2 separate regions of the Homo sapiens genome follow, and region 2 is linked to region 1. A link is an interaction called in ENCODE POLR2A ChIA-PET data of the cell type or tissue named here. Cell type or tissue: Caco-2. All regions are shown on one strand.

What was found. ChIA-PET counts read pairs that join two places held together with the same protein. Peaks named below come from ENCODE experiments on the same cell type or tissue, not always from the same donor. Only the 100,000 strongest peaks of a DNase experiment are listed, where the experiment ranks them.
Region 2: POLR2A ChIA-PET joins it to region 1 with 6 read pairs; 2 of 35 experiments call an interaction of 5 or more read pairs at or near these places.

Annotation. Positions count from the first base shown.
Region 1 is chr6:43,259,806-43,264,805 of GRCh38, forward strand. TTBK1 (tau tubulin kinase 1) reads left to right here. Exons shown (of 15, transcript NM_032538.3): 13 at 2,984-3,545. Among named protein-coding and RNA genes, the nearest start is that of TTBK1, 19 kb to the left of the region's middle. In Caco-2, a CTCF peak has its summit at 3,853 (motif pointing right); DNase peaks (open chromatin) are centred at 2,516 and 3,856.
Region 2 is chr6:43,648,478-43,653,477 of GRCh38, forward strand. RSPH9 (radial spoke head component 9) reads left to right here. Exons shown (of 5, transcript NM_152732.5): 2 at 1,898-2,063. Among named protein-coding and RNA genes, the nearest start is that of RSPH9, 5.9 kb to the left of the region's middle. In Caco-2, no CTCF peak of the experiment used is centred here; no DNase peak of the experiment used is centred here.

The DNA of each region.
Region 1 (5,000 bases):
ACCCTGGGAAGTGCTGAGAGGGTTATACTTGGGCCTGGGGTCAGACTCAGTTGGGGCCAGAGACAGGGCCTGGGAGAACCAGTGGGGGATCCAGAGAGGTCCCGGCTCATGCCAGGAAACGTAATTGGGTGAGTGCAGGCTGCAGGAGGGACAGGTGGGGCGCCTGGGCCCAGGAAGGGTGAGGGGCGAGTTGGTTGGTGGGTGTGTGTGCTTCCAGAATCTCTTCTCCTAGAGACTAATTATAGACACTTCAAGTGCAGCTGAGGTAGGCTCTCTTCAGCTTTGGGGGAGGGGGCCTGGGAATTGCTGGAAGAGAGAGCAGGGCAAGTTTTGGGGGTTAGGGCTGAAGGATCTGAAGTCACAGAGGGGAGGGGACCAGCGGGAACCTAGTTGGGGAAAAGGAGCATTGAGAAGCTAGGTGAGCCTTTAGGAGGTGAAGATGGGAGGGTGGGAGAATGGTCTGTTGACCTCGGATGGTGGGTGGACAACAAGGGCCAGGGCCCGGTCCCCATCTGTGCTGGTGGTGGGTGGGACAACATCAGGTGGGGAGGCCCCTGAGAGATGTTTCCATCTTCCCTTGGCCTCTGAGTGGGACTTCACTCCACAGTAGGACTGGGGCCTTCTCTGCACCAGAAAAGGGGTCTCTTCCAAAGACCCAGTCCTGGGGATAGGAGGGGTATCCTTTCTGGCATCCACTCTGTGTGTCTCCTTGTGAGCAACCTCAGTCCTTACACACTCACACAGGTTGGCTTACGTAGGACTGAAGACCACCATTTTTGTCTGTGGTAGCCTGGAGTCCCTCTCCCTGGAGACGGAGAAATGAGGAAAGGCAGTTTGGGAAGGGATATGAGTGGAGAAGAGAGGTGGGAAATGCCTTGAATGAGACAGTCCTGAAGGGCTGCCTGCTTTTAGAAAACAAGAAGCAAACTGGTTTGGCTCACAGTGAACCCCAGTTGCAGGGATGGTAGAGAAAGTTGAGGGCTGAACAGGATATCATAGACAGCAGAGGGTCTGGATGGGCTCTGGGGCACTCGGGAGCAGGAGACAGTACAAAAGCAGTTGAGATTTGGATTTCCCACCCCACTGTCTCCTGTCTCCAACCCTCCGTCTGAGCTCCCATTACACACACACATGCAAACACACACACACACACGCACAAGCACCACTAGCCCTGAGCCTTCTTTGGCACCCTTTCTCCCCTTTACATCCATCAAAACAAACTGTGCCTCAGAAAGGAAATGATATCAGCCATTGACATGGGAGCATAAATATAAGACCCTAGGTGGCCTCTCTCAAGGATGTTTTATTTAAGTCTTTATTAACAAGTCAATGAAAATATTGTGCACAGTCAGACTGGGCAGGTCCCACGTAGGCTGGGGTGGTGGTATTTTAAGGAAGCCCCACAGGCAGTTCTGATCTGCACCCCTGCCTCTGCAGCTGAAGAGCCATTGAACCACAGGCTCGATGCTGGGGGAGAATGAAAGTCAGCCCCCTGCCCACAGCCTGAATGTGAGGGAGTGGCACAAACCCCAGATAGGTTAGGCCTCCGTGCTGGCTCTCAGTGGGGTACCCTGGCATTTGAGAGAGGGCGATTCTTTCTTGTGTAGCACCTCCCCACACACACACTACTGTACAATCAGAAATATCCTCCTCTTGGGGCTGGCATGACCCCAAGTTGAGAAGCTCTGAAAGTAATGTGAGATTCACAGCACAGTTCAATATAATGAGGCTGGGAACAGTGGCTCGCGTCTGTAATCCCAGCACTTTGGGAGGCCAAGGTGGGTGGATCACCTGAGGTCAGGAGTTTGAGACCAGCCTGGCCAACATGGTGAAACCCCATCTCTACTAAAAATACAAAAATTAGGGAGGCGTGGTGGTGTGCACCTGTAAGCGCAGCTACTCAGGAGGCTGAGGCAGGAGAATAGCTTGAACCTGGGGGGTGGAGGTTACAGTGAGCCAAGATCATGCTACTGCATTCCAGTCTGGGTGACAGATTCTGTCTCAAAAAAAAAAAAAAAAAAAAAGATAACGACAGAAGAGATGTCCCAAGGCAGGATCAATGCCCTTGGGGTAAAGTCAGATGGGACCCAGGCCCTGCGCAGCAGAGCTCACAGTCTCTTGGGGAGACAGATTATGTGACAGACATGAGGTTCACCCTGTGATGAGAGAGAGATAGAACGCACTAATCCTTGTAGGATGGGAAAGGCAGGCTACCTGCCCAAGGTGACAGCCAACCTGTATCAGACAGCAAAGGGTAGAAGGACAGGCTGTGTGTGGGGAGAGGTCCTGTGGGGAGAGGCTACATTGGGGGTGGGCCGTAAGGGTGGAATCTGAGATGGGGCTGGTGAGGGAAATGGGGAGACAGCTGTATTCAGGCTGTGAGAGGCCTTGAGTGTAAACCAAGGAATGTGGACTTTGTTGTTGGGGCCGGGGAGTCACTGGAGTTTGTTGAGCTGGGACTAGCAAGGCCATCTTGGGGGTGATGAAACCAGCCAGGCAGGCCTGGAGGGTGATGGCAGAGGAGGCTGGAAAGCCCTCTGTAAACTCAAGGGCCAGTTGGGTGTGTTTGCCTGGAAGCAGCAGGAAGCAGCCACTGGCGGGTGTGAGCACTGGAGAGGCAAGAACAAAGCTTGCCTGAGGAAGATTAGCTTCCCTAGGGTGGCCCAGGAGAGAGCGTTCCTTGCACAGAAACCCGAGTTTATTTTCTGCTTGTTTGTATTCCTGGAGCACGGTAAGCATTCAAAAACATTTGTTGAATGAATGAATGAATGAATGAACGAACGAACTAACAAACGAACTAACAAAGCCTTGATAGGAAGTGAGGTTGGAGGGTGACAACCTAGAGGTAACTGGCCTGGCTCAGGGTGGGAGGGGTACTGCGGTCAGGAGGTTTTGGGAGTCACGCCCCACCCTGCCGCTGGCGTGGGGTCCTTGGGGGTCCAGTGGGGCCAGGTATTGAGCCCCGTGAGGGGTGGCTTTGCAGGTCACGGATGGATCTGCCTGGCTCGCCCTCGCGCCAGGCCTGCTCCTCTCAGCCAGCCCAGATGCTGTCAGTGGACACAGGCCACGCTGACCGACAGGCCAGTGGCCGCATGGACGTGTCAGCCTCTGTGGAGCAGGAGGCCCTGAGCAACGCCTTCCGCTCGGTGCCGCTGGCTGAGGAGGAGGATTTCGACAGCAAAGAGTGGGTCATCATCGACAAGGAGACGGAGCTCAAGGACTTCCCTCCAGGGGCTGAGCCCAGCACATCGGGCACCACGGATGAGGAGCCCGAGGAGCTGCGGCCACTGCCCGAGGAGGGCGAAGAGCGGCGGCGGCTGGGGGCAGAGCCCACCGTCCGGCCCCGGGGACGCAGCATGCAGGCGCTGGCGGAGGAGGACCTGCAGCATTTGCCGCCCCAGCCCCTGCCACCCCAGCTGAGCCAGGGCGATGGCCGTTCCGAGACGTCACAGCCCCCCACGCCTGGCAGCCCTTCCCACTCACCCCTGCACTCGGGACCCCGCCCTCGACGGAGAGAGTCGGACCCCACAGGCCCACAGAGACAGGTAAGGTTGGGCTTGCACCCCACTCCCCATCTCCAGATGCCCAGAGTCCTGGTGTGTAGGCCTGGGGTGCTCCATGTGTGCTGGCACTACTGACCAGTAAGCCAGCAGTCACAGGGCTGTGATGGAGGTAGACAGGCTTAAGGGTCTGAAACCATGTTTGAGGGGCAGGCAAGGCTTCCCAGAGGAAGTGCCCTCTCAGTTCTGAGTTGAGTCTGGCACTATGAGCAGTGAAGCCAAGTGACAAGGCAGGAGAAGGGCCTCGCAGGCCACGGGCACAGTGTTTTGCACAGGCCGGGAGGGGGCGATCTGAGAACACTGAGCTGATGGCACACTGCAGCAGACAAGGCTGTGAGGTCAGCCCTGGGCCCTGCCACGGAGGGACTTGGGGCTATACTAAGGGGCCAGGACTTGATGCTGCAGGTTTGGTGAGCCACTGAAGGCTTTTAAACAGGAGTGCAATATGATTACATTGGTACTGTTGAATGATCCTTAGGCTGCTGTGTGGAAAATGGATTGAAATGGCCTGAAATGAGATGCAAGCAGGCCACGTGGCAGGCAGTGGCAAGAGAGTGTCCCAGTGGCTTGGGCTGAGGTGGGGCTGTGGATGTGGGGCAAGGTGGATAGTGCCAAGGGTGTTGGGGATAGGTCAAGCAGGCTGTGATGGAGTGGGGGCCAGGGCGTCTCGTGTCTCGGCTGATGCCCTGAGTGGTTTTGAAGGGAATGAGAATTCAGATTTAAATACAATGATCTGACCAGTGCGGTGGCTCAGGCCTGTAATCCCAGCAATTTGGGAGGCCAAGGTGGGCAGATCACCTGAGGTCAGGAGTTCAAGACCAGCCTGGCCAACATGGTGAAACCCCATCTTTACTAAAAATACAAAAAATTAGCCGGGTGTGGTGGTGCCTGCCTGTAATCCCAGCTACTTGGGAGGCTGAGGCATGAGAATTGATTGAACCCAAGAGGCAGAGGTTGCAGTGAGCCAAGACTGTGCCATTGCACTCCAGCCTGGGTGACAGAGCGAGACTCTGACTCAAAATAAAATAAAATAAAATAAAATAAATATAATAACTTCATGGAATCTAAGGGATGTCCACGTGTAGGCACCTGAGGCTCAGGAGAGGGATCTCGCCTGGAAATACAGATTTCGGGGTTTGGGAAACCATGGGAATGGGTGATGTTACCCAAAAGGACTGTGCAGGGTGTGGAACCCAAAAGTGAGGGCAGAAGCTGAGAGGTGCTCACATCTAGGGGGAATGAGAGGAGAAGGAGCTCTGCATGATGAGTGAGAGGGAGAGGTCGGAGCATGGGAGGAGCACAGGGGAGAAGGTCCTCGAAATCAGGGCAGGAGAGGTCTGGAGGGCAGCAGGGAGGAGTGGGAAGTGGTTCCCATGATCAGGGCGGGCTTCATGGAGGAGGTGAGCTCTGAGAGCCAGGTGGATGGCCGTGGGGAGGAGT
Region 2 (5,000 bases), 390 kb after region 1:
GTGTGGCTAGAGAAGAATAAGTGAGGGGAGTGTTGTAGGATACAAGGTCAGAGAGGTGAGGAGTAGGAAACAATCATGCAGGGCCTTGTGGGGCATTGTAAGACTTGGCTTAATTGGAAGCCATTGGAAGGTTCTGCAGAGGAGTGACATGACAGCTTAGGTGTGAACAGTTGGGTGGGGACTAGTCCAAAGGGGGAATAGATGTGGAGTCAGGGAGACTAGTTAGGAGTCGATGGCAATATCTAGACAGTAGGGGATGGTGGCTTGGGCCAAGGTGGGAGCTGTGGAAGTGGTTGGATTCTGGATACAGACTAGGCAGTAGCTGGGGCTCTGGAAGGCAGGTGGGAAAGATTGCAAAAAGAAAAGAGGGGTGAGAATGGGTCCCTGGAAATACTTAAGGCCCTGGAGGAGCGGGAAGGGAGATGTCAGAGGAAATAGAACTGGAGATGCATTTCTTGGCCGTTAGGTGTCAAGGATGGCCTTCTCCCAAGCAGTTTCTTGAAGTGGTGGGGCAGAAATCATGGCACAGTGGGCTGAAGAGTGAAAAGGAAGGGGAGGAAAGTCCCCCACAGGGCAATTGTTGTTCTGAGATTATTGTTGAAAGTTGGGAAAGAGGGAGGGAAGGACAGGAACAGCATTTTCTAGAAGGACATGGATTTGGAGGGTTGCTGTTTTAGTAGGCTGAGCAGTTTTTTTTTGTTTTGTTTTTGTTTTTGTTTTGTTTTTTTTGAGATGGAGTTTCGCTCTTGTTGCCCAGGCTGGATTCCAATGGTGTGATCTCGGCTCACTGCAACCTCTGCCTCCTGGGTTTGAGTGATTCTCCTGCCTTAGCCTCCTGATTAGCTGGGATTACAGGCGCCCGCCACCAAGCCCAGCTAATTTTTTTGTATTTTTAGTAGAGACAGGGTTTCACCATGTTGGCCAGGCTGGTCTCGTGTGATCTGCCCACCTCGGCCTCCAAAGTACTGGGAGTACAAGTGTGAGCCACCGCGCCTGGTCAGCTGAGCCATTTTTATGTTAAGGGGGAACTGGTGGAGAGTGAAGGGCAGGAGGATAAGCAGAGACCAGGCTGGGGACCTAGGCCCAGGGTATATTTGAGAGGAGTGGGAAGGACCTCCTCTCCCAGCAGAAGGAAGTGAGAAAGAAGGAACCAGGTGGGCCTGGTGAGTGCTCCCGAAGGCCTCAGAGGAGAAGTTCTTGAACATAGGCTGGGCATTCCTGAGAAATGGGAGGAAATGGTTGTGCTGTTGACTCAGTGGGCAGGCTGAGCATGAATTTAGGGCCCACCAAAACATGGATCCACACAATTGAGGAAAGTTCAGCTACCAGAAACTCATCCAGAATTTCACAGTCCGGATATCTAGGAAGAGGCTCATTTAATTTCAGCATACATGGAATGAATGAAATTGAATCTGTTTATTACATATGAGGAGTGGGTTCACCATTGGCACTTGGGACTTCTTTTAGACAGAGTCTTGCTCTGTCACCCAGGCTGGTGCAGTCGTGGCTCACTGCAACCTCTGCCTCCCTGGTTCAAGCGATTCTCCTGCCTTAGCCTCCTGAGTAGCTGGGACTACAGGCATGTGCCACCATGCCCCGCTAATTTTTGTATTTTTAGTAGAGACGGGGTTTCACCATGTTGGCCAGGCTGGTCTGAAAGTCCTAACCTCAAGTGATCCGCTCACCTCAGCCTCCCAAAGTGCTGGGATTACAGGTGTGAGTCACCGTGCCCAGTCAGCACTTGGGGCTTCTAACAGTCTCACGACAGCATTGGGAGGAAAGGTGGCCATTTCAACAGCTTTTCCTGGGCCCAACCCACTAGACAGAAGGGAAGATAATAGGAATAGTGGGTGAGAAGGGAGTTGGAATCCAGGGGTGATGTGAATATTGTTGGCAGCCTGAACTGCACAGAGTGGAGCCTCTTGCCCCCTGCCACAGAGGAGATGGTGGCGCAGTCGTCTGTGGTGAAGGGCCGCTTCATGGGGGACCCATCATACGAATATGAACACACTGAGCTGCAGAAGGTGAATGAAGGTGAAAAAGTCTTTGAAGAAGAAATAGTGGTGAGTGAAGAGGAGAGCAGGAGGAGGGCCTAAAAGAGAGCCTGGGCTCATCCAAAACCCAGCCTAATAGAAATTATGGCAACAGGCTGGGCACGGTGGCTCACGCCTGTAATCTCAGCACTTTGAGAGGCTGAGGCGGGTGGATCATGAGGTCAGGAGATTGAGACCATCCTGGCTAACACAGTGAAACCCCGTCTCTACTACAAATACAAAAAATTAGCTGGGTGTGGTGGCAGGCACCTGTAGTCCCAGCTACTCGGGAGGCTGAGGCAGGAGAATGGCATGAACCCAGGAGGTGAGCTTGCAGTGAGCTGAGATCGCGCCACTGCACTCCAGCCTGGGCAACAGAGTGAGACCCTGTCTATAAAAAAAAAAAAAAGAAAAGAAAAAAAAGAAATTATGGCAACAAGTACGATCATTATTTCCTTTTTTTTTTTGGGACAGGAATATCACTATGTTACCCAGGCTGGTCTCAAACTCCTGGGCTCAAATAATCCTTCCGCCTCAGCCTCCCAAGTAGCTAGGAGTGCAGGCATGAGCCAGCATCCCTGATGACTAATGTTATTATTATCTTTGTGACACGTTGGTTATTGGGTACCTGGGTGTGCTAGGCAATGTGCTACTGTGCCTGTATCATCTCATTTCATCCTTAAAACCCTATGGAGTTGGTTTCCAGGTGGTAGAGAAGAGGACATTCTCCTACCAGTTCAGAGAGGTTAAGTGATGTGCCCAAGGCCACACACAGCTACCTCCTAAGCAACTGGATAAAGGCAGTGGGTAGGCTCTGGGGTGGGGACTGGGAAGAGGGGGTGCTCTGTGCTGTACTCTGGGGTCAGGGAATGTGCACAGGCTCTTATATTTTAGTATCAGTTTTCATTTCACAAAATAATAAATCCGCATGTACAAAATTCAAAGGTACAAAAAGGAATATAGTAAAGTTTCCTCCCATCTCTGTCCACCAGTCACACAGGTCCTCTATTTAGGGGACATTAACTCTCTCTCTCTTTCTTTCTTTTTCTTTTTTTTGAGACGGAGTCTTGCTTTGTTGCTCAGGCTGAAGTGCAGTGGCGCCATCTCAGCTCACTGCAACCTCCGCCTCCTGGGTTCAAGCAATTCTCCTGCCTCAGCCTCCCGAGTAGCTGGGATTACAGGTGCCTGATGCCACACCCAGCTAATTTTTGTATTTTTAATAGTGACGGGGTTTTACCATGTTGGCCAGGCTGGTCTCGAACTCCTGACCTCAGGTGATCCGACCGCCTCAGTCTCCCAAAGTATTGGGATTACAGGCGTGAGCCACCGCACACAGTCTGACGTTAACTATTTTGCATGTGCATGTGTGTGTACATATGTGTACTTGTGTGTCTAAATTTTTCTGCTCCAAGTAGAGTCTGGATCAGAAGCTTCACCATGTCCTAAGAGTTAGAAATGTAGGATCTTGGGCCCCAGCATCAGGTATCTGCCTTCTAAAAAATCCCCTGGGCATTGGCCAGGCACGGTGGCTCATGCCTGTAATCCCAGCACTTTGGGAGGCTGAGGCGGGTGGATCACGACGTCAGGAGATTGAGACCATCCTGGCTAACACGGTGAAACCCTGTATCTACTAAAAATACAAAAAATTAGCCGGGTGTGGTGGTGGGCACCTGTAGTCCCAGCTACTCGGGAGGCTGAGGCAGGAGAATGGCATGAACCCGGGAGGCAGAGCTTGCAGTGAGCTGAGATCGGGCCACTGCACTCCAGCCTGGGCGACAGAGTGAGACTCTGTCTCAAAAAAAAAAAAGAAAAAAAAATGGCAGCATGTTATACACATGATTCTGAACCTTGCTTTTTTTCACCTAATGATATATTTTGGAGATCTTTCTATATCAGTGTCTTAAAGAGCCTTCCCATTCTTTTTTTTTTTTTTGAGATGGAGTCTCGCTGTCACACCCAGGCTGGAGTACAGTAGTATGATCTTGGTTCACTGCAACCTCTGCCTCCCGGGTTCAAGTGATTCTCCTGCCTCAGTCTCCCAAGTAGCTGGGATTACAGGCACCTGGCACCACGCCTGGCTAATTTTTATATTTTTAGTAGAGACGGGGTTTCACCATATTGGCCAGGCTGGTCTCCAACTCCTGACCTCGGGTGATCCGCCCGCCTCGGCCTCCCAAAGTGCTGGGATTACAGGCGTGAGCCACCATGCCCAACTTCCGGTTTTTTTTTTTTTTTTTCACCATTGTGGGAATGTACCATAATTTTCCCAGTGTCTTATTTATGAAAATGTAGGTTTCGAAGTTTTATTTTATTTTTATTTGTTTTTGAGACAGAGTCTTGCTCTGTCACCCAGGTTGGGGTGCAGTGGCACGATCTTGGCTCACTGCAGCCTCCATTCCCTGGGCTCAAGTGATCCTCCAGCCTCAGCCTCTCAAGTAGCTGGGACTACAGGTGCATACCACCATACCTGGCTAATTTTTGTATTTTTTTGTAGAGATGGGGTCTTGCTATGTTGCCCAGGCTGGTCTTAACTCCTAGTTTCAAGCAATCCTCCCACCTCAGCCTCCCAAAGTGCTGGGATTTATAGGCATGAGCCATTTCATCCAGCTGATTTCCAAGTTTTAGTTCTAACAAACAGTACCATAATAAATGACCATATAGCTGGGCATGGTGGCTCACGCCTGTAATCCCAGAACTTTGGGAGCCCAAGGCGGGCAGATCACGAGGTCAGGAGTTTGAGACCAGCATGGCCAACATAGTGAAACTCCGTCTCTACTAAAAATACAAAAAATTAGCCAGGCACAGTGGCGCCTGTAATCCCAGCTACTCGGGAGGCTGAGGCAGGAGAATGGCTTGAATCCGGGAGGCGGAGGTTGCAGTGAGCCAAGATCGCGTCATTGCACTCCAGCCTGGGTGACAGAGCAAGACTCCGTCTCAAAAAAAAAAAAAAAAAAAGACCATATAGAC